Linked DNA regions of Homo sapiens: regions 2 and 3 are each linked to region 1. The links are chromatin loops, found by intact Hi-C in ENCODE. Cell type or tissue: MCF 10A. All regions are shown on one strand. Links, peaks and the distances in the headings refer to the core of each region. The heading gives the core; the rest is flanking DNA.

Region 1 (7,761 bases), core at 1,515-6,514:
TTATCATGCATGAGGCACTATTCCAAATGCTTTCCACATATTAACTAATTTAATCCTTACAATACCCCTGTAAGTAATGCATTATTATTAACCCTGTTTAACAGAAAAAGAAAATGAAGCCTAGAAAGGCTGAGTATTTTGAAAAGCTGGGCTTCAAACCCACATAGAACAAACCTGGAGCCCCCATTTTTAAGCCAAAGCCCCTTTGCTCCAAGAAAATCCAGTAAATATCCCACATCTTCAAGGAAATTCTTCTGGACTACTCTCACCAATAAAGATAAACCTTTCTGACATCTCTTACATTGCATTTTCATGTAATAGTCTGTATCCAGTTTTTTCCCCAAACATAATAAATGCCACACACTTCTTAGATGCCCAGCCTTAAGCTGGGCATTTTACCTGCATTGTTCCATTTTGCCCTACACTCTGTAGTGTTTTCTAATGACTATGCTACATGTATTTATTTTCTCTCTGGAGAAATTGTGGCATTTGTGAGCACTGGGCAAACCATTATTCATTGCATCACTCCCCTACCTGGGGTCCTTATGCTCCAATACCTGTTGAATAGATTGTATTGTGCAACGGGTAGCGAGTTACCAGACCTGCATTTATAGATAGGCACTGCCACTTTCTAGTTTCATACTATCAGGCAGGTCAACTAACCTCTCAGAGCCTCAGGTTCCTCCTTAGTAAAACAGGGCTCCCTTAACTCAACTGACACTGAATAGCCATTGCTATGTGCCTGATGCTGAACAAGGCGAACATAGACCCTGGCCACAGGGGGCTTTCAGTCCACTCCCATTCTCCCAGGAGAACGCAATAAGATGATGCCAAGAGAAGTGCTTATTTAGCTCAAGTCTTGGGGACAGGGTGGGGAGGCCGGGCGTGTAATTACCACTCAATAAATGTTAGCTATTCATTCAATATATTCTATTTAATTAAAAGCAAACAATCCATTCAACATCAGAAGCAAATGTAATTAAACCTCATTCTGCACACATACAATATTCCGCAACATGCTATCTTGAACCTTTACTACTTCAGATCTTGCTTGCTACTTGCTCCCTCATGTCAGTAGCAGCTACACCAGGGCCTGTGAAATCAAGATGCCCCGTGCCCCCATTCTTTTTCTAGGCTGGTGACCTGTCAAAAAGGAAGGGAGGAAGGGGGAGAAAGACGGGTAGGGGAAGTTGGAGGAGAAGGAGGAAGAAAGGCCAAAACCACGGTCACAGAAACTGTGGAGTCTTTAAAATATTGATATTGGATAAATCAATTTAATTTTCAACAAAAATCCAAAGCTATGTGATTGTGTAGTTGTGAGACAATTATTTTTAAAAATGGATTTGCTTTTTAAAATAAATTAATTCATAGTGTGTAGAGAAAAATTAATTCACGGTGTATGGAGAAGTGAAGTCTGGTCACGGGACATACATTTAAGGCTGTTTGGGAAATATTTTCTCCCAGCCCTGTCGGATCACCTTTGGTTCTCTCCTTGTCAGCTCATTTGAAGAGAATATAAAAACTCTCAATAGGAAGTCGTTCATGAAGAATCCTCCTTTCCTCTCCTTCCTCTCCCATTTGCTGTGTTACACTCAGCACCAGATCAAGTTGGAATCTCTGCCCTGTCACTCATCAGCTATTTTGAGCTAACCTCTCTGAGCCTCCCGAGTTTCATGTAAAGAACGCATAATAAAACAAAAATTGTTCTTAGGGATAAATGCCTGATATGGGATAGACTCGCCTTTTTTTTTTTTTCTTTCTGTCTTCAAGTGCAATGGTTTCAGATTTGCAGGGATCTCAGGAGTCATTTCGCCAGCCCCTCTTGGGTGGCTGGGTGCATTCTGCGCCTCCCTCTGCCACCGGTGCCTCATACCCTTTATTCTAACAGCACTCAGGTCCTGGGATGCCTGAAGCCGGTGAGGCAGAATCAAGTTCCGCCCAGAGCTTGGAGGAGTCGGAGGGAGCGATGGAGAGGCGCGGGCTGGTGACCCCCTCTTTCCCCTCCTCCTGGCAGGCACCGCTCCGCGCCTCCTGGCACCGGCGCCCTTTCTCTGCCGGGGAAGGCTAGCCCAGCCCGCAGCCCCGTGCGGCGGGGGCCGAGGGCGCCCCCTCCCTTCCTCCCTCTCCCCCTCCCCTTCCTTCCCTCCCGATACAATGACTGGGCCGGAACAGCGCATCAGCCGAGCCTCATTGGCAGCGGCCGCCCCAGCCCCCGGAGAGGCGGCGGGCGGGGGCTGCTGGGGAGAGAGGGAGCCGAAAGCCCCGGCTGACAGCGAGAGGAGGCAGGCAGGACGGAAGGACGCGAGAAAGGCGGCCCGGGGCACAGCTGTAAGTGTGGAGCAAAGCGAGGACGCACGGCGAGCGGCGGTGGCGGGGGCGACCTGCAGACCCGGGCCGGGGGATGCGGCAGGCGCTGGCTGCCCAGAGAGCCCGGGAGTCGGGCTGCGTAGCTCACGTGCTGAGCTGGAGCTTGGACAGAGAGGAAGAGGAAGAAGAGGAAGGCAGCCGCCGCCGGGGAAGGCACAGCGCAGAGTGGACTTGCAGGACTGGCGCAGAGCCGGGTCCCCAGGTCCCGCGCGGTGCGCAGCCGAGACAATAAAGTAGCCGTCTACAGCCCCGGAGCGCCGCAGGGAGGAGGTGGCGGAGCAGGTAGGTGGGCGACCGCCCCGGGCTCCCCAAGCGTGCTGCCAGGGCGAGGCCGCAAGACGCGGCCACGGGCGCGCCCGGTGCGCCCCGGGCGCAGCGCGCACGTTTGGAGACCCCCAGCGGAGGTGCGGGTCCCAGGAGTTTGGGAGAGCGGAAAACCCCGCCCTGGGGCTCGAGGTCTAGTGCAGCCTCCGCTGGAGTCCCTGGGGCACTTGGCACGGCGCTTTGGTCGCTTTGGTGGTATGGAGACAGGAAGTTTGGCGGTTTCGAGGCGTTGGCGTTGGTGGGGTTTGCAAACGCGCCGCCGGGGACCGCGTGCTTCGGTTGCCGCGCGTTCGTGGGAGGTCGGGAGAAAAGCTGATGAAGCCCAGATCTGGCCCCCAGAGATACTTCTAAAAGGCAGCGAAAAGAGGGGGGGGAAATCCCTGGAGTTAGCAGAGGACACTAAGGGTTTCGTTTGGCTGCCCTTTTCAAATAGGTGTTTCAGATCCTAGCCGCTCCTATGTTGGAGAGGCAGTGTGCATGTGAATAGCTTCTTATTTTGTGGAGTATTTCACTTTTCATTTTCATCTGGGGAGGAAAAAATAAATATAATCTTTAGCTCCTACTTTGAGAAATGCCATTTCGTTTGGAATAGAGGACAAACTCTTCCCTTGCATTGGATGTCCTGTGCTTTGAAGGATACTGAACAGTGCCTGCTCTTGTTCACAAAAGGGGTGAGACGTGTATTAAATCTTCTCCCGCCTGAGAAAGCAGCCGCAGGAGGAGGTCTCTCTCTCTCTCTCGCTCTCCTTTGTGTGGCCGCTTCCTTCCAGATGTGAGAGGGTTGGGCTGGGCGCTCCTGGGTGGGGTAATAATTATCCTGAACATTCCTGCGATCTGTTAGGACTTGTAAACATACCAGAGCCAAGTCCTCTGAACTTCGCGAACTGATTTGGTGTGTTTGCTGGTACCCAGACGGCTGCGACTAGAGGCTGGGCCTTTCGGGAAGAAAGACCTTAGGGTGCTGATGGCAGCAGTCTTTCCGGGAAGCTGGTTGATCCTTGAAGATTAGGTAATGTCGCCCCAGAAATTTACTAGCCAACTCGAAAGATGTGTACAAGATTATAGCGCGATCCCCGACGTGCTGTTTCCCGTCCTAAAGGGAATGGATCTGTGGGGTTTCCAAATCAAATGTCTAGAGGGGAAGAAAAGCAGCTTCGCCTTACTTAACCTCATCAAGACGCACTTTCATATGTCATACACATGCTGTGAAGAGTGGTGGTTTAGAGAGCTTACTGTGTGCCAGGCATCCTGGTAGGCACTTTTGGGGCATCATCCATAATCCATGAAGTGGTAAACCTAGCCCTTGAGAGAGGTTAAGTAACTTACCGGAAGTCCCACCAGTAATCTGTGGTTTATGTAAGATCTAATTTCAGATGCCAGGCTCTTAACAAGACAGTGCCTCCGAAAGGGATGTGCTGCAGTGGTGGTGGTAATGAGTATGAAGAAAATAATAACAATAACAATAACTGCCGTGTGTGTGTGTGTGTGTGTGTGTGTGTGTGTATATATATATATATATATATATATTTTTTTTTTTTTTTTTTTTTTTTAGAGACAGAGTCTCACTCTGTCGCCCAGGCTAGAATGCAGTGGCCGATCTCGGCTCACTGCAACCTCTGCCTCCCGAGTTCAAGCGAGTCTCCTGCCTCAGCCTCCCGAGTAGCTGGGATTACAGGCGCATGCCACCACGCCTGGCTAATTTTTTGTATTTTTAATAGAGACGGGGCTTCACAGCGTTAGCCAGGCTGGTCGCCATCTCCTGGCCTTGTGATCCGCCCGCCTCGGCCTCCCAAAGTGCTGGGATTACAGGGGTGAGCCGCGGCACCCGGCCTATATATTTTTAATAAATTTAAAAAGATGATATTTAAGAGAGATTGACACTCAGTAAGCACTCTGTATATATTTTTGTCTCTAAATTAAGTGTCACAAGACAGGTGGTGGATGTATTGGTGTTTCTACAATTCTTCCTTTTTTTTTCCTTCGAACTCTGTCACCCAGAGTGGAGTGCAGTGGCGCGATCGCGGCTCACCGCAACCTCTGCCTCCCAGGCCCATGCGATTCTCTTCCCTCAACCTCCCTTGTAGCTGGGATTACAGGCATGTGCCACCAAGCCCGGCTAATTTTTGTATTTTTAGTAGAGACCGGGTTTCACCATGTTGGTCGGGCTGGTCTTGAATTCCTGACTTCAAACCATCCACCACTCGCCTCAGCCTCCCAAAGTGCTGGGATTACAGGCGTGAGCCACAGGGCCCGGCCAATTCTTCCTTTTTGTAATCTGAAAATGTTGTAATAAAAAGTAACACGCACACACACACACACACACTGTTTGAACACACCTTTTTTGAACAGTGCTTACATTTCCTAAAAGGTTGAGAAAAATTTAGGCAACTCCAAGGACTTACTGAATGGTAGAAGTTTAATCACTTCTTTGTGACATCTGCAAGTAATATTAATCAACCATTTTATTTGCTTAAATTCAGAAATGCAGGTGTAATGCATTTAAACAATATGGTGCTGGAACATGAAAAAATTACCTAAATACCGTATTTTGAGGTTTAGTTTTCATTATCCATGGGAAAGTTCTCAGAAGATTTTTCCCCTGCAAGTGATCATGGTGATCACGATCCTGTTTTCCTGTATTAAACTTCACTTTGTTTTGAAATTAATAAATTTCTATCTTAGTGGCAGAAAAGTGAATGGGCTTTTCAAACAGGCAGATGGTTGCATTTGAGCCTAATCTAGAAAAGTGTGGGAGGAGTTAACTTCACAGCCACTCCCAAGTGTCAAATCAGCTGAAGTTTTCTCAGTAATGTTTATTGTCGCTGGCCTCTAGTTTCAGCAAGCCTGAGAATCCTAGTTCTCCGTTTGATTCCACAGATTTAATCAAGACTCTGCATGCTTTGAGCAGACAAAAAGAAAGTTTTGGCTAACTTACAATACAAATAGGGTACATGGAAAACAGTTAAAAACACCCTGCCTTATCCAGCCTGCAGTAATTTTCTAGCAGGAAATCTTCATAGTTATCTTACACACATAAGTGAAGGTTTGAGGCTTATACTGCAAGTGATCTCTCGCTCTATCTCTCCCTTTAAATCTGCCCCAGAGATCTGATCTTATCATGAATGCACTATTTTTATATGTTCGGGAGTGCTGAGGCTCACTGAAATGACTGTCATCAGCCTATAGATAAGTAATGTACTCAGCTCATCAGCAGGTCTTACATGTATCTTCCTTTACTTACATATCTCTCCCTTTTTCAATGTAGTTGTTATTTGTTTTAGATGGAAGACTTTTGGAGGATAATTCATTTATTTCTAAGTCAGTAAGATTTTTTTTTCTCCTCTTCTGCCAAATATGTGCCGTGGGCAGTCAGAGAGAAGTGGTAAGATAACAATTTTCTGTTGCTAGATGCTTGATAAACCCTCTAGGTAATTTAGGAGCCAAATCTCTTATTCTCCCCAATGACTGGATTTACTGAAATTATCATGTCATTTTTTATCTCATGCTTCCTGGTGAAATCAATTTTTAAACTAATCTCATAAGACAGTGTTTTTTCAATATGAAGGTCATAAAATCCATTTAGTGGGTTACTACCAGTAATTTTTTTTAGGTATAACAAGACAGCAAGTGTCAGCATCATCATATGTTATAAGAGTTCTGTAATTTCATGAGACTTTGAGTCACTCCTATGTGCATTCTGGGTTGCAGTATAAAATGTGATTCTTAGCCATCAAAAAGTTTGAAAAGTACTGCCACAGGATGCATGTGTCTGTTAGTGCTATTTTGCTAATAAGTTACAAACCCGATTTTAAGTGGAATTAGGGTATTATGTATATGCATATATACAATATATATTTTTTTCTTACATATGGGTTCAGGTTACTAAAAGGTACTTCGGTAGGACTGACTTCAAGAGCGTCTTGCTTAGGGCTAAACAGTGACTTCAGGATCTGATTTCTTTTCATTCCTCAGGTCTGCCTTTTTCTTCTTTCCTCTGTGTATTGGGGTCCTTCTTGGGTGACAAGACGACCATATAGCACTTGCTCGTTTACACAGTTTCAAGTTCAAGTCCAGCAACCAAAGAACTCCCCTTCCCCAGTTGTTGAACAAAAAGTTTCAAAATGAGCTATGATTTGCCCAGTTGGCACGGCTGGAGGAAATCTGTGCTAAGTGGCTTCTGCAGAGGTTGAGGGCTTTGCCCCAGCAATGGAGTCCTACCCAGACCATGTAGACAGAGGACATCAAAGGGCTGGACTGCCACATGAATACAGTTGCAGGAAAAGGGGGAAATTAAGGCTAAGAAAGTCTGGAATAAATGTTCACCACAGGGTACAAGTGCCTAATGCACACAGGCTGATTTCTCTTCTTTTTGATGCCCCAAATAATGGAAAATGAGCTGAATTGTATTCAGGCAAATAGATTATCAATATGATTTTTCATGTGTATAAGGAAAACCTTAGCTGTCACTTTTAGCGTGGTCAATATCAGGACTTATGAGATCAAGATGCAGAACAAGTCAAATTGATAGTAGTTACTTTATTTTCCAATGACACTGAGAAGAAAAAGGCAGATATATTGATTAAAAACCCACAACAGTCCCAAAACCTCTTACAAGGGGGTGATCGTGATCCTGTTTTCATTTATGTGCAAATCTTGGAAGACATTTATTTGAATCAATTTGCCATGCTAATCTAGTGAAAACAGTTATTTAAGTAGTGTCTTAGAGCAAAGTATTTGAAGAATACACCTCCTTAAAGCCTAGGGCAAATGAGTGCTCTATTCTGCAGCTCTTCAGCCTTGAGGTCTTTATTTGGGTCTGTGTTATTTTTTCCTTAGAGATGTGCTGCTTTTAATTGTCCTCTGTCACTTTACGTACAGTTTTCCAGTGGGAAAGGGGGCCTAGTGTGTACAGCTGTGAGGACAATGTTCACTCACAGCAGAGGGGCCCTAGAAGCAGGGCGATCGTGCTGGCTTCCCTGGGTCAATCCTGGTTAATGTCTATGCCTTCAGTTTGGACGATAAATTATGTGGCCACCCCATGTGTAAAGGCTACTATTTTAGGGGGCCGTG
Region 2 (7,761 bases), core at 1,075-6,074, 110 kb before region 1:
GGGCATACAACTGCCTCATTTGCAGGGTAGGTGAAAGAGTCATATGAGGTTGTCTTAGTCCATTCGCATTATTATAACAAAATGCCAAGGACTGAGGAATTTATTAAGAATCAAAATTTGTTTCTCACAGTTCTAGAGGATGGAAGTACCAGATTGAGGCACTGGCATTGCTGTCTGGTGAGGGTTGCTCTCTGCTTTCAAGATGGCACCTTGATGCTGTGTCCTCAGTGGCCGAAGGCAGAAGAACAAGAGAGGCAAACTCTCTCTAAAGCTTCTTTTATAAGGGCGTTCATGAGGGCTCCACCCTTATGACTCAATCACCTCCTAAAAGGGTCCAACTCTTAATACCACCACAATGGGGATTAAGTTTCAGCATGAATTTTGAAGGGGACACTACATTCAAACCGTAGCAGATGTAATGAATGCAAAGTCCTCAGCATCACACCAGTATGTAATAGGTGCTTAATAGATGATCTTGTTCTTATCACACCAGTCCTTCTAATGCTCTGTGGGATCCCAGCCTTCTGAAGCTGAATCAGAATCCAAAACCCAGCAACATTCCAGGGAAAATTGTGAGTGGTGGGATTCTTTCCCTTTTACTATATATGTTAAAAGGATTTAACTAATACAGAGGCTCTCCTTCTCCTTAAAAATGACTCCCCACCCCCAACCCCCTGCTGACTTATCCAGAAGTGAGCTGTTATCAACAGGTAAAGAGAGATTGCAAGAAGCCAGACCCCAGGGCCTTTAGATCAACTTGGATCTCCTGAGTTCTCTGCAATCCGTTTATCTCTATGCATGTCTCTCTCCTTTTTATTGTTCCATTCCGCAAATGCACACACACACACACACACACACACCCCGTCCTCCTACCAAGCAAGAAGGGGGAAAAAAGAGTTTTTTTAAAATAGGAGAAAAATAATGTTGCATGGGTCTGGGGAAGGGAAACCCTTGTTAAGATGAAGCCTACCCAGCAGCCTGTATCCTTTAGGCAACTAACTTAGGGGTTGCTATTTGGTAAGCATTTTCTGGATTTTTTTCTGAAAATGAGCATTTTCCCTAGGAACGCTCTGGGTGATGTTGTTAGTAAAATATAGGGCTTTAAAATCAAGCAGATCTGGACTTAAATATTGCCTCCACTGTGTGTGACCTTGGGCAAGTTACTTCCTCTTTCTGAGCCTCAGATTCCTCACCTGCAAAATAGAACTAACAAGATCTATGGAGGCTATGGAGATACTTGAATGAGAGCATACATGGACAGTTTCTAGCACAGTACTGGCAGGGACTGAGAACTCAGTTCATATAGCTTTGGTTCTTCATTAAGCATTTTATTCACATTGCTTTTAAAGTAGTCTCTAAAAAATCCTTAAGTGACATTGGTTTGTTGAGTGGTCTCAGAATCCTCGGGTGATATTGTTATTAAAATATGTGGCTTTAGAATCAGACAGCCCTGGACTTCAATGCTGGCTCTTCCACTTACTAGCTGGGTGGCATGGGCAAAGTCATTTAAGCTCTGTGAGCTGTGGTTTCTTTAGCCATATTGTGGGGATGATCACACTTACCTCAAAAGGTTGTTAGAAGTAAATAGTGCCCAATACAGCACCTGGCAGATGTTAAGGGCTTGTCAACCAACATAAACAGAAAGAGCCTCTCTAAAATAAAAGATATGTATTTAGGAATAGGCATTGCAATGGGAATATGCATGCCATAGTAAATGGTGTGTGTATTCAGGGAGGTAAAGGAAGACAAAGGGTTTTAAAGGAAAAATGAGGAGGATTACATAATTGTTTTCAAATGATTCTTCTTGGCTACGGAGATCAATAACAAGAGTGACATCAGTCTGATGTTGGACAGGCAGTTGCTGGGCAGATGTCTCCACAGAAGTACTTTTTTGTGCAAGGTTGTGATGGCCTTTGGCAAGGTTGCAGTTTTTGCAGAGTCTTTTATGATAGTTTTTCTTATCAGGCACAGAAGTTTGAGGACCCTCTCTTTACAGCCTTCCCTGCCTCTATTTGTCATGGCTTTTTGTTTTTTGTTTTTTTAAACACAAGCGACTCCATTTTGGTTCTGACAACTTTCTCAGGCTCAGTAAAAAGTAATTCTGATGATGATGATGTTGATGAGGAGGAAGGTGGCAAAAATGATGCTCTGTTGATGCTTGTATAAAGAAACAACAGAATTTCATTTTTGGTTATTTCAAGCATGGACTTGAAGGCAGGGGCAATGTTTTGCTTCCATTTTTTTACTGCACATAATAGCTAGCCTATAGTAGTTGCTCAATAAATATCTGATGTATGAATGGATGAAAAAATGGTTGATAAATGAGAGCTTTGATGATAGAAAAAAAGTTATTTCACATACCAACAACTTTGGCTTGGGAATCAGACAAATAAGCATTTATATCTTGACTTAGTCATTTCCTATGTAAACTTGGCTAAGTTACTAGATTTCTCTCTGTGTCGGATTTCCTATTTGTAAAATGAAAATAGTAATAGAATCTACCTCAGATATTGGAGTCAAATGAGAGAAGTGTGTAAAGAGCTTGGTTCTGTACCTGAAATGCAACTTTGTGCTCAGTAAATGTTACTGCCAGGAAAAGGAAGGCACTTTATGGAAAGTTACCATTTAACCAGAACTAACCAGAAAAGACGGGCTAATGTAACTCAGCTCACTTGAATTCATGCCATGTTTTCCTAATGTGCCAAAATATCCTCCCTAGTTGGAAGCGTGCAAGTGTTTAGAAAGCCTAGCCATCTTCTAACACTCATCAAGATGACAAAAATAAGTGTGGAGGACAATTACCGTTTGTGAAGTGCCCATAACCCCCACACAGTAATTCTGTCTCTCAATGCGCCATTGCAATTAAACATGCAAATAGCAGGTCTTTGGATTCTTATCATTTCTGGTAAGGATGAGCATTTTCAATCTGCTGCATTTGCATCCATTTAGATAATGATAATGAAAGCAACAGATCCCTTCCATTCCACTCTGCCTTTCATTCAAAGATTGAGACCCAGAGGTGCTTTTAGAGACCACATTTATAGATTAATTTCATCATTACAGAGCTGCAAGAATCCCTGGGGCAGCAAGAAGCACATATTAACTTTTGCCAGTGATGCTGCACAAACACCAGGTTAGGAAAGCAAATGGCAAATAACTCACCCAGTTGAAAATGTAAGGGAAATTTATGAAACCAGAAAGAAAGGAAAAGCCACAATGAGTAGTGCTGTTATTTAGTTACAGATTTCAAATAACAAAAAATCCTCAAGCTAATGTTACTTCCCCTCATACTCTGAACATTATTTGGAGAATGACTCAACAGGAAGGGAGAAGAAGGCACCTCACTTGTTACCACCCACATCCCTCTTGTCATTAGATAATTCCACAATGGACAAAGGAGTGAATGAACTAAGCTCCGGGCTTGCATTGCATGCCAGTTAGGTCCAAATCTTTCTGAGCACTGATATTTTGGGCTCCGCCGTCCCCTTCAGGACTAAAACAAGACTATCATGCAGACCTCATCTTTCAGGGACATTCCTGCCTACTCATTCCTTTCAAAAGCCCCCATTCCCCTTGGTTTAGTTTGTTTGTTTGTTTGTTTGTTTGGTTGGTTGGTTGGTTGTTTTTGTCATGCAGCGGGAGAAAGGGAGATCTTAATTTTTTGAGGAGATTGAATTATGTCAGTGATTTGTATCCCCTTTAATACATCCTACATTCCTTTGGGAATATGATGAAGGCTATGGATTAGCTTCCCAGATAAATGTATGCACAAGTATACACACAGAGATTCAATCACAATTTAGCATTCATTTTAGAGGAAATTCATTGAACTTCTGCAGTTTATATCTGGATCTGGGGTCAAAAACACCTCAATGAATTAATTTCGAAGATTGTATCTCTGTCTGCCATTCATTTCTTCACTCATTCAGCATATACGGAACCACTGGGTTCCAATCCCCATGCTAGGTACTGGGATTGCAAAGGTAAATAAAGCATTACCTCTGCTTTTGTTGTGTTCACTGCCTAATAGAGGAGATGGACGTTTAAATTTATCATTTCATTAAAGGTTGATAACTGCCTCAATAGAAGCATAAAAATATACCAAATATATATAAGAAAAGGCATGGCCAGGTCTGGCTCAGGAAGTCACAGAAGGCAGTACAAAGGAAGTGATATTTGAGCATGGTGTTCAAGGTGTATAAACCCACTAAGGGAGTGGAGACCATGACAACATTTCTGACAACGGAGACAGCAGGGACAAAAGCTTGGAGTTGTGAAAAACCCTGGTATGAGCAATACAAGGGTTTGTTGTGGTGAACACACTGAGTATATAAGGGAGAGGCATGCTGGGAGAAAAAGCAAAGTTTTGTAAGTCATGTGGACGTGAAGTTTGGACTTTATCATGTGCTTAAGGGGGAGCTGCTGAAGGATTTTAAGCATGGAAGAGAAACAAAGTCAGATGTATGTTTTACAGAGATAATTCTATTCTGTGCAGGAAAAACAAACCCAAGCTTTCTTGATGTCAGTGAAACTATTATCATACCCCATTTTCCATTGCCACCAACACCAAAAATAAAAGCATGCAGTTAAACCAGTTTTCAGACTACTCAAAAAGCCTGGTGGAAAAGGAAGTATATTTTTAGAGTAATGCAGTGTCTGGTACCCAGTGGGGATGGGCATGCAATATTAACAGATGATGACGCAAGCTTCACAAATTTGAACCAAGAAAAAGCAGCAGCTACCTTGAACTCGTCATGAATAATATTTAGAGTTAACCACGAGCTGATAGCACTTTGTGGATCTTACAGCCACTGATGAGAAGTATCAAAAGTAAGATATCATAAACACAATGGAATTTCAATTTGAAGTGGTGGTGGTGACAATGGGAGGGGCAGGAGTGGGGAGAGCAGATGTTGCTTAAAGCAAAAAGTAGTTATAGCCAAAATTACCCTTGGAAATTCCTCAAATTACCCATTAAGTACAGTACACACACAGCATAAATATGCAGTATTATTTATACATGCAATCTGTACACAATTGCAAGTATAAATATATACATATAAATATATAGGTAAATATCTCTAAAAGGATATATATTACCATGAAATTTTTCAGTATTTTCACTATAGCAATGTATTTTGAGTTTGCATAACTTAAACGCACGGATGATAGGGACACCACTGTAACGTTTCCAACAGTAGAACTGGCAAATAAATGTACTTTAAAAATTTAAATTAGAAGGGTTTCAAGGTTGTCCCCACTGTAATATAACTGTGCTGCATCCTGATATTCATCTTGAGTAGCTAGCACAACCAGAATTGGGAAATGCTTTAAAAACTTAAATTACTCATAACCCACCACCTGTCTCTTGTGGCTCAGAATGTACTGAGAACTTGGTACTACTGTATGGTTAATAGTTATTATGGAGATTCACAAATTATTGTAGACCTCTACTTCCCCTCAAAATATTTTGGGTCAAAATTTGGGTAAATCTCTTGGAAAGTGCATTGTATCTGAGCAACATTTGTCACATGTCTTGGAGATAGTAGCTGAAATCCATTGATAACTGCTGTTACAGACTTTCACAGAGGGTGAGACGCTGATACGATGACTGGGAAACTGTGCACAGTTAATACTGGGGTCTCAGATGGCACTAGATCAACATGGACGTTTCCATTTCACCACGCTTGTGTGTCACACAGAGGTCACCTTCAGGAGCCATCGCTTCCGGAGGTCCTCCAGCTGCTGTGGCCGACAGGTGGCTGAGGTTCATCCGCTGCCTGGCGGGGGCTGGCTGACCTCCACTGGTCAGCTGCAGGGGACAACTCTGCTGCCAGGATAGTTCACTGGAGATGTCACTCCAATTTCAGGGAGGAATATCTTTTTCTAAAACTTAAGAGGTTGACTTCAAGGGCCTGTTTTTATGTAAATTTGGGTTCAGCAATGACCAGAAACGGATTTTGAAAGACTGTAATTCCTACCGTTGCAAATGGCAGAGCTGGTCATGACACTAAGAGACCTGTCACCACCAGGAAGACTGATGCACAATTAAAAATACATCAACATCTTCCTCCTCAGCTCTTTCCTCCTCCTTCTTCCTTGAGCAGGCCTTTATCTACACACACACTCTCACACCCCAGGGCGGTTAAAAGTCTGTACCTTGGGTTCAAACACACCTGGATTCCAATCTCAGCTGGATCCTGGACAAGTATTTATGATTCGCTGTAAAATGACATGCTCAGCTATAAAATGGGGATTAAAAAAGTCCCTACGCCCTAAGATTGCTTTGGGGAGTGAATAAGAAAATACATACCCCATGCTCAGCACAGTTCCTGTCATAGGGGATACCTAATAGATACTCTTATGTATCGTTCCTATTATAATTTTTATTATAGTTATACATTGCCTCGTAGCCTGCCAATTTCAATTACAATACATGCTGTGAATATTTTATCATATCAAGAATAGTCTTCTAACTTATGAGATTGGGGCTGGTTGTGATGGCTTGTACCTATAATCCCAAGCCTTCTGGGAGGCTGAGCCAGGAGTTCAAGACCGGCCTGGGCAGCATAGTGAAACCATGCCTCTATAAAAAAAAAAAAAATTTAGCCAAGCATGATGGTAAGCACCTGTAGTCCTAGCTACTTGGGAGGCTGAGGCAGAAGGATTGCTTGAGCTCAGGTATTTGAGGCTGCAGTGAGCTGTGATCATGCCCCAGTACTCCAGCCTGGGTGAAAAAGCAAGACTTGGCTTTAAAAAAATTAAAATAAAATAAATTTAAAAATGGTTTAAAGGAGAGCAGATGCTACTGTCCACCAGTGAGCCTTGTAGGACATAGTGAAAATACAATGCACTGACAATTTAAATGCTATAAAATGCCGAGTATTAGTAACTTCTCAGGGCCTGAGTAAGGTGATGATTATGACTTTCCTTTTGTAGATGCGAAAATGGACATGACTTTGACATGGTAATAATAAAGTTGCAGCTTATGCTTGAGTCTTCACTCCCAAGTCTTGTCATTTTCTTTGAATAATTTTTTTATTTCAGTAGCTTTGGAGGTACAAGTGGTTTTTGGTTACACAGATGAATTGTATAGTGGTGTCATCAGAGATTTAAATGCACCCAACACAGCATTGTACACTGTATCCAACAGCTTTTTATCCCTCACCCCCCTTCCACTCTTCCCCATTCTGAGTCTCCAATGTCCATTATACCCCTCTGTATGCCTTTGCATACCCATAGCATAGCTCCCACTTATAAGTGAGAACATGCGGTATTTGGTTTTCCATTCCTGAGTTACTTCACTTAGGATAATGGCCTCCAGCTCCATCCAAGTTGCTGCAAAAGACATTATTTCGTTGTTTTTGATGGCTGAGTAGTATCCATGGTGCATATACACCACATTTTCTTTATCCACTCATCAGTTCATGGGCACTTAGGTTGGCTCCATATCTTTGCGATTGTGAATTGTGCTGTGATAAACATACGTAAGCAGGTATCTTTTTCATATAATGCCAAATCATGTAATTTCTAATGCCATACACACTGTCGAGTTTCATAGACTCCTCTTCTTCACAAAGCAGTAAATCCTTTACTAAGTGAAAGAATTCTTGCTTCATTTTAGCAAATAATTAAGAGATTAGGTGGGTTTTGAAGAGAGAATCATTTTTTTCTGAATAAAATGAGCTTTTGATTATCAAAATGCCACATGCTCTTTATGGAATGTCTAGTAAAACAGTTACACATAAAGAAGAAAATAAA
Region 3 (7,761 bases), core at 1,075-6,074, 100 kb after region 1:
ATATGAAGAAACTGGCCCAAAGCCACTCAGAGTCTAGAACCCATTTCCTCACTGCCTGTTTGAGCTGTTGCCCTGATAATGTTTATGTGGCTTCATAAGCAGGTCTGGTTGTCAGGGCTTCAGTGGAGGCACATGGATCCGCAATGCCCTCTTCTTGGGCAAAGAGGACATGACATAGGACGTCAGTGGGTGCACGTATGGCTCCATCTGCCCCCTAGTATTTGGGAGGCTGCATCATCTTAAATAAGGATGGCATTAAATTGCCTTAACCTAGTATTTAATACTCATAAATACTCACTTATGAGTATTTCTCATAAGTGGTTTTTGGACTACCTATGTTAGAATGATCTAGAGTGCTTGTTGAAAATGAAGGCCCCACCCCTGGTTTGTGGAATCAGAACCTCTAGAAGTGGGATTGACAATCTGCCTTCTTAACAAACTCAGATTCACTTAAAAATAACAATTTTTCAATAGAATAAAACTTATTGGCAGGGCATAGTGGCTCATGCCTGTAATCCCAGCACTTTGGGAGGCTGAAGCAGGAGGTTCACTTGAGGCCAGGAGTTTGAGACCAGCCTGGACAATATAGTGAGATCCCATCTCTAAAAAAAATTTAAAAATTAACTGAGCATGATGGTGTGCACTTGTAATTCCAGCTACTCAGGGGGCTGAGTTAGGAGGACTGCTTGAGTACAGGAGTTCAAGGCTGCAAGCTATGATTGCATCACAGCCTGAGTGACAGAGTGAGACCCCATCTCAAAAAAAAAAAAAAGAAACTTCTTTGGTGAATCATTCAGATTGTGTAATCTGAGATAGATTAGATAGCTGGAGATTTGTAAATGGATAAATGGTTTCTGGATTTATGCAAATAAACTTAATAGCTATCTCTTAGGAGTAGAAATGGGCCGAATAGACAGTGGCACTTTCACTGTTCTAAGCCACTTGGAAACCTGGAATGCAGAACATAAATGTGTTTGGAATCCGTTTTGTAAGTATTTCTGCAGTTAAACTATTTGTTCAAGAGACTAGAAATGTCTTACATCATTATTTACTGCTAATATATGGGAGAAAGGAAATACCCCTTTGTTGATATAAGAGGACACAGGAGGAGCAACCAGGGGCATTAGGGGAGATCCACGTGAGTTCATTTTTCCACTCAGTTATCCATTCAGCTCATATTCACTGAACAGCTGCCATGTGCCAGGAATTGCTGTAGGTTCTGGGGACACAGAAAAGAACAAGGCAGCAAGGTCCTCAATCATGTGGAGCTTATAGTATATCGTGGGGAATAATACACCAATAAAGAGTTCAAAGAAGATAAATTCAAATTGTGGCAAGTGCTGTGAAGAAATAAAGAAGCTATGTCATTACGGATGGTTGGAGGGCTACTCTCTGGTGGGCAGGGATAGTTTCTCTGAGAGAAGACATCTGAACCGAGGCCCAAACAGCAGGAAGAAACTAGCCATATGCATATCTGGGGAACAAGATTCCAGAAAAAACACAGCCTCAAGGACAAGGGTCCCAAAATAAAATTAGCTTGGTATGTTTGAGTACATAAAGAAAACCACTCCACTCTCACTGCCTCACTTGACTAACCTTAGAAAAAAAAGTAAAGAAAACCACTGTGGCTAAAGCTTAATGACTAACAGAACATACAATAAAAGTCCAGGAGGAAGATAGGAAACCATGTCCTATAATCATGCTCCAGTATGGAGTTCAAATTTCATTCTTAGTGTAACAGAAAGCCTCAGGGGAGCTACATTCAGGGAGGGATGATTTGCTATCTTCAGATTTGGGTTTCAAAAAAATCACTCCAGAGCTCAAAACCACTCAGAAACTCAGAGTACGTTTTAAGAAAATATACATCTGCTTCAGGAAAAAAAGGTTATTGTAAATTATTTTTAAAAGAGCTAAAGAAATGACAAGATATACCATATACGTGGAAAGGAAGATCAATATCATGAAATGTTGAGTATTTACAAATTCATTGTAGTTCTAAGCAAAATCCCCAGCATTCTGAAATATGAATGCAAATGTAAGTATTCAAGAATTTTTTTTTTTGACAGAGTCTCTTGCTCTGTTGCCAAGGCTGGAGTGCAATGGCATGATCTTGCCTCAGTGCAACCTCTGCCTCCCAGGTTCAAGCGATTCTTGTGCCTTAGCCCCTCAAGTAGCTGGGATTACAGGGGTGCATCACCACACCTGGCTAATTTTTGTATTTTTTTTAGTAGAGATGGGTTTTCCCCACGTTGGCCAGGCTGATCTCAAGCTCCTGGCCTCAAGTGATCCACCTGCCTTGGCTTCCCAAAGTGCTGGGATTACAGGCATGAGCCACCATGCCCAGCCACATTCAAGAATTTAATAAGGGAGTTTTGTGAAAGAATAAAAGATTAGGAGTTCCTCTATCAAAATTTATTATAAAGCCATAGACAGTATTACTGGTGAAGGGTAATTGAAAAATAGATCAATAGGACAGAAAAGAGAGCCCAATGATGAACTAAACAAATATGGTTCTTTCTATATGATATAGGATGCTTTAGAAGTTACAGAGGAAAACACAGTATCAAAAGTAAATGGTATTGTTACAACTGATAGCCTGTAAGAAGAAAAAATCAGATTCTTACATAACAGTTTGTACAAGAATAAATTGTGAGATGGATTAAAAACTTAAATATAAGAAATAAAAATGTAAAACCTTTAGATGGGGAGAAAGGAATCTTAGAATAAAGTAGATTTTATAAACTAGAGTCTCAAAAGTCACACTCAAGTTTGGATGAATTTCACTATATCAAAATGTATAACTTCTGCATAACATGGCACCATAAAATAAAAAGACAAACAACAAACTGGTAGAAGGCATTTGCAACCCCAAATAACTACCAAAAGCAAGTTTCCAGAATCTCTAATGAACTCCTACAAATCAAAAAGGGAAATTTAAACTACCCAATAGAAAAATAGACAGCTTATTAACAGGCACTTCCACAAGGGGGAGACATGAATGAGCAGTAAAAATTGAAAAGGTTTTCCACAGTGCTAATAAAAGCAGGAAATGCAAGTTTAAAAATCATAATGAAACTGCATTTTATGCCCGTCACAATAGCAGAAATTCAAAAGGCTGACAATGAGACTTGGCAAAGAATTGAGGTAAACAGGCACTCTGAGCTGTGGCAGGTGGCACTTTGGAGAGCAAGTTGTCATTCCCTAGTTAGACTTCTAAACACACAGATTCTACCACACAAAGATTCTACTTCGGGACAGAAATCAGCAGCATTTCTCAAAGGAGGGACTCTTGGTATTTTGTGGGGGACAAAATATTTAGGACTCTCATGCACTGTACAAAATTTAGCATCCCCTGCCCCATTCCATCCCCATCTCACGAAAGATTCTCCCACATTTCCAAATAATACCTTGGAGGATTGGACCACCCCAGGTGAGATTTACCAGGAGAAATTCCTGCATATACCCACACAGTACTGCCATGTACTCTCATGTAGGTTGTGCCCCAAACACCTCTCACAACTAAACAGGGAGGCCTCTGTACAGAAGGAGAATCATGAGGATGTGTGCTGTCGCATCCTTTGTTATAACAAAAATCGGACACTACCCAAATAGCCATCAGTCCACAAATGGAGAATTAAACTGTAATTCAGTCATACGACAGAGCACTATGCAACAGTTAATAATCTAGATCGCAAAAAACCATGTTGAGCAAAATATAATAGGCAGCATAATACTCTTTATAAAAAGTTTTAAAATTACAAAATCATAGAATATGTTTGGACACATGCACACACACACACACACACATACACACACACGCACACGAACTAAATATCTACCAAATTCAGAATAATGGTTGCTTCTGAAGATGAAGAAAGAATTGGACTGGAGAAATTAACATAGAAGATAAATTCTGTGTGGTTCTATCACTTAAAAGAGTAAAGACAGGATGTGAAAAAATATGAAAAACAACGTTTGTTAGTTTTGACTGATGGGCGCATGGATAGGAGTTTGTTGCATTTTCTTCTGTATATTTCCATATTTTACCCCCACTTTGGCTGCTGAATATACAGTGAATGGGGATGAGTGGAAGGGTGAGGATGGAGATTGGGTGGTGGGAGGCAGTACTGGAACCAGAGAGGAGCCAGGCAAGGACCCCAGCATCCCTCCCTCAACTGCTTTGAACTCCAAGAGTGTGTGACCACTTTTTTGCTTCATTTATCTATTGCCCAAAAGGTTTTCCTGGATGAACACTTCCCCTTGTAGCATCCTCTGCCTTCCAAGTATTGAAATTGTCACCTAAGCAAGCCAGGAATTTGTCAACAGCTAGATTTTTAGCAGAATGACACATTCAAGTGATGTCTAAATAATTTAAGTCTGCCCCATCCCCATTCCTACAATTTTGCTTCTATATCCTTTTTTGTCTTGAACATATTTTTATTGTGGTAAAATATTCATAACAAGGCTGGACGCAGTGGCTCATGCCTGTAATCCCAGCACTTTAGGATGCCAAGGCCCAAGGATCATTTGAAACCGAGAGTTCAGGAACAACCTGAGCAACAAAGCGAGAACCTGTCTCTACAAAAAAAATTAAAAGTTACCCAGGTGTGGTAATGCCGCCTGTGTAGTCCCAGCTGCTCAGGAGGCTGAGGTGGGAGGATCACATGAGCCAAGAGGTTCGAGGCTGCAGTGAGCCACAATCGCACCACTACACTCCAGCCTGGGTGACAGGGCGAGACCCTATCTTGACAGTATATATGTATATACTATTATATTATATATAATAGATAATAATATATTATGTAATTATATATCATATAGTAGTATATATAGTTACATATAATATAGTAGTATATATAACAGTATTATATATACTTTTATTTACAATAATAGTATATATTTATGTAGTATTATATTAGTATATGTTATATAGTATATATAATATATAATATATATTATACAATAATAGTATATATTATATAGTATATATACTACATATATACTACATATATACTATAGTATATATACTATATATGAATATAAATATATATAGTATATATAAAAATATAAATATATATAAATATAGTATATATAGTATATATAGTATTTATACATACTTTATATAGTATTGTATATAATATGTATTTATATATATTATATTTATATAGTATATATACTACATATATACTATAGTATATATAGTATGTATACAAACTTTCTCTGTATATATATAGTATATATATTTATATAGTATATATAATATACTATTAAATATTGTAAATAATATACTGATATATAATAGTACATATTATATATTTTAATTAATATTTATTATATTATATAATACATACTACATATAACAGTGTATGTTATGTATAATACTATGAATAGTATACTAGTATATACACTAGTGTATATATTTTATATTATATATATGTATATATACACACATACATAACATAAGAGTTACCATTTTATCAATTTAAAAATTACAATTGGCCAGGCACAGTGGCTCATGCCTGTGAACCCAGCACTTTGGAAGGCAGATGCAGGAGGATTGCTTGAGCCTAGGAGTTCCAGACCAGCCTGAGCAACATAGTGAGACCTCATCTCTATAAATTTTTTTTAAAAAGCTGGGCATGGTGGCGCGTGCCTGTGGTCCCAGCTACTCAGGAGGCTGAGGTGGGTGGGTCGCTTGAGCCTGGGGGTTTGAGACTGCAGTGAGCCATGATTGTGCCACTGCACTCCAGCCTGGGCGACAGAGTAAGACTCTGTCTAAGTGCATTCACAATGTTGAACAACCACTACCACGATTCATCTCCAGAACATTTTTCATCATCCTGAACTGAAACTCTATGCCCATTAAACAATAACTTCCCATTCCCCAGTACCCCCAGCCTCTTGTAAACTCTGCTCTACTTTCTGTCTCTGTGTATTCAACTGTTCTAGATAATAATTACTATTCAACTATTCTAGATACTAATCACTCCATGTAAGTGGAATCATACAATATTTGTCCTTTCATGTCTGGCCTATTTCATTTAGTATAATGTTTTCAGGACTCATTTATGTTGTAACATATATCAGAATCTCGTTCCATTTTAAGGTGAAAAGAATTATAATCCATGTTATGTATATGCCATATTTTGTTTATCCATTAATCTGCTGATGGACATTTGGATTGTTTCCACCTTTGGTAATTGTGGATAATGTTTCTATGAACACTGGTGTACAAATATCTGTTCAAGGCCCTCCTTTCAATTCTTTTGGGTATCTGCCCAGAGATGGAATTGCTGGATCATATGGTAATTCTATATTTAACCTTTTGAGAGACTACTAAACAGCTTTTCATAGTGGCTGCACCATTTTACAATCCCATCATCAATGCACTAGAGTTCCAGTTTTTCCACATTCTCACCAACACTTCTTATTTTCCTTTCATTCCCCAAATATCCGTCCTAGTAGGTGTGAAATGGTATCTCATTGTGGTTTATCCTACAGTTTTTTTATTATCAGTGTTAAGAAAGCATTGTATATATTTCCGTCTGATTGATTGATCCGTAACACCTACGTTTTTTAGTATTTCAGCATTTCCCAAAGTGTGCTCCACAGAATATTGATTGCATTATTAGAGGTTTTATTATTAGATATTTATCATTAGAGATTGCATATATTAGAGGTTTCTATGGGATAAGAATAGTGAGGGAGGGGAACTCTCTGGTGAAGTAAGCTGAGAAAGGAAGCAAACTCCAGTAGAGTCATTTCCAGTGCATACATAACTTCTGCAAATTCAACAAGTGAGTAGGAGGTGGTAACTGAATCTCCTGTCCTTTGATTGGTCTCAGTTTTCTCAAGTCTCTTATGCTGAGAGTGATTCTGTTATCTAAAGATATGCACCTTTTTATACAAATGGCCCATAAATAGAGCCTTTTATGTAGTGCTTGAAGAAAATTTTATCTGTTGCAACTTTGAAGGAAAAACTGGCTATATTCATGATGATGTAGTTGCTGGGCTCTATGTTGGCACTTTCCCTAAGGGATTTTCCAGTGTTCATTTTGACTATACACAGTTTTCACTTTGAACTGACTTTAGAAACTACCTCCCACGTAAGATGCAATTTTACTATATATCTTCCCCTTGAAGATTGGAAAGACCTTGAAAAGCCCTACTGTAAAGAAACCTGATTAACACAGTTTAAACCAGGAGTTGGCAAACTTTCTCTGTAAAGGGCCAGCAAACTTTCTCTGTAAAGGGCCAGATAGAGTATATTTTCAGCCCTGTGGACCAGAGAGTTTCTGTTACAACTATTCAACTCTGCAGTTGTAGCTCGCTAACAGCCATAGACAATCAATACATAAATGAATAGACATGGCTGTGTGCCAATAAAACTTTATTTAGAAAAATATGCAGCATGCTATATTTAACTGGCAAGCATAGTCTTGTGATGCTTGGTTTACACCATAATGACCAAGGTTTATTAAATGGCCTTCCTCTCCTTTTTTTTTTTTTAACCTAAAACCTATAGTAAACCCTTAGATTCCTGAACTTGAATTCAAATATTAGAGGGCTTCAGCTCTTCATGAATGACACTGAAGGTTGATGATAGGTTGTTACTTTTCAGGTGTCTGGATTTTCATCTCTGCGGTACCAGAACTAGTCACTTGGTGAGTGTTATGGGCTGAATTATGGCCAGCCCTTAGATTGATATAGTGAAGTCCTAATTCATAGTACCTCAGAATGTGACTGTGCATGTGGATAGGG

What was found. Peaks named below come from ENCODE experiments on the same cell type or tissue, not always from the same donor. Only the 100,000 strongest peaks of a DNase experiment are listed, where the experiment ranks them.
Region 2: it touches region 1 in a loop (3-fold over the local background); 26 of 110 quality-filtered maps call a loop at or near these places.
Region 3: a loop joins it to region 1, with 9 times the contacts of the local background. A loop is called at or near these places in 16 of 110 quality-filtered maps.

Annotation. Positions count from the first base shown.
Region 1 is chr3:69,537,094-69,544,854 of GRCh38, reverse strand. It overlaps a transcript of FRMD4B not described here. Among named protein-coding and RNA genes, the nearest start is that of FRMD4B, 150 kb to the right of the region's middle. In MCF 10A, for the core only: no CTCF peak of the experiment used is centred there; a DNase peak (open chromatin) is centred at 3,494.
Region 2 is chr3:69,644,875-69,652,635 of GRCh38, reverse strand. No RefSeq gene overlaps it. Among named protein-coding and RNA genes, the nearest start is that of MITF, 91 kb to the left of the region's middle. In MCF 10A, for the core only: no CTCF peak of the experiment used is centred there; a DNase peak (open chromatin) is centred at 3,345.
Region 3 is chr3:69,435,108-69,442,868 of GRCh38, reverse strand. It overlaps a transcript of FRMD4B not described here. Among named protein-coding and RNA genes, the nearest start is that of FRMD4B, 53 kb to the right of the region's middle. In MCF 10A, for the core only: a CTCF peak has its summit at 3,022 (motif pointing right); no DNase peak of the experiment used is centred there.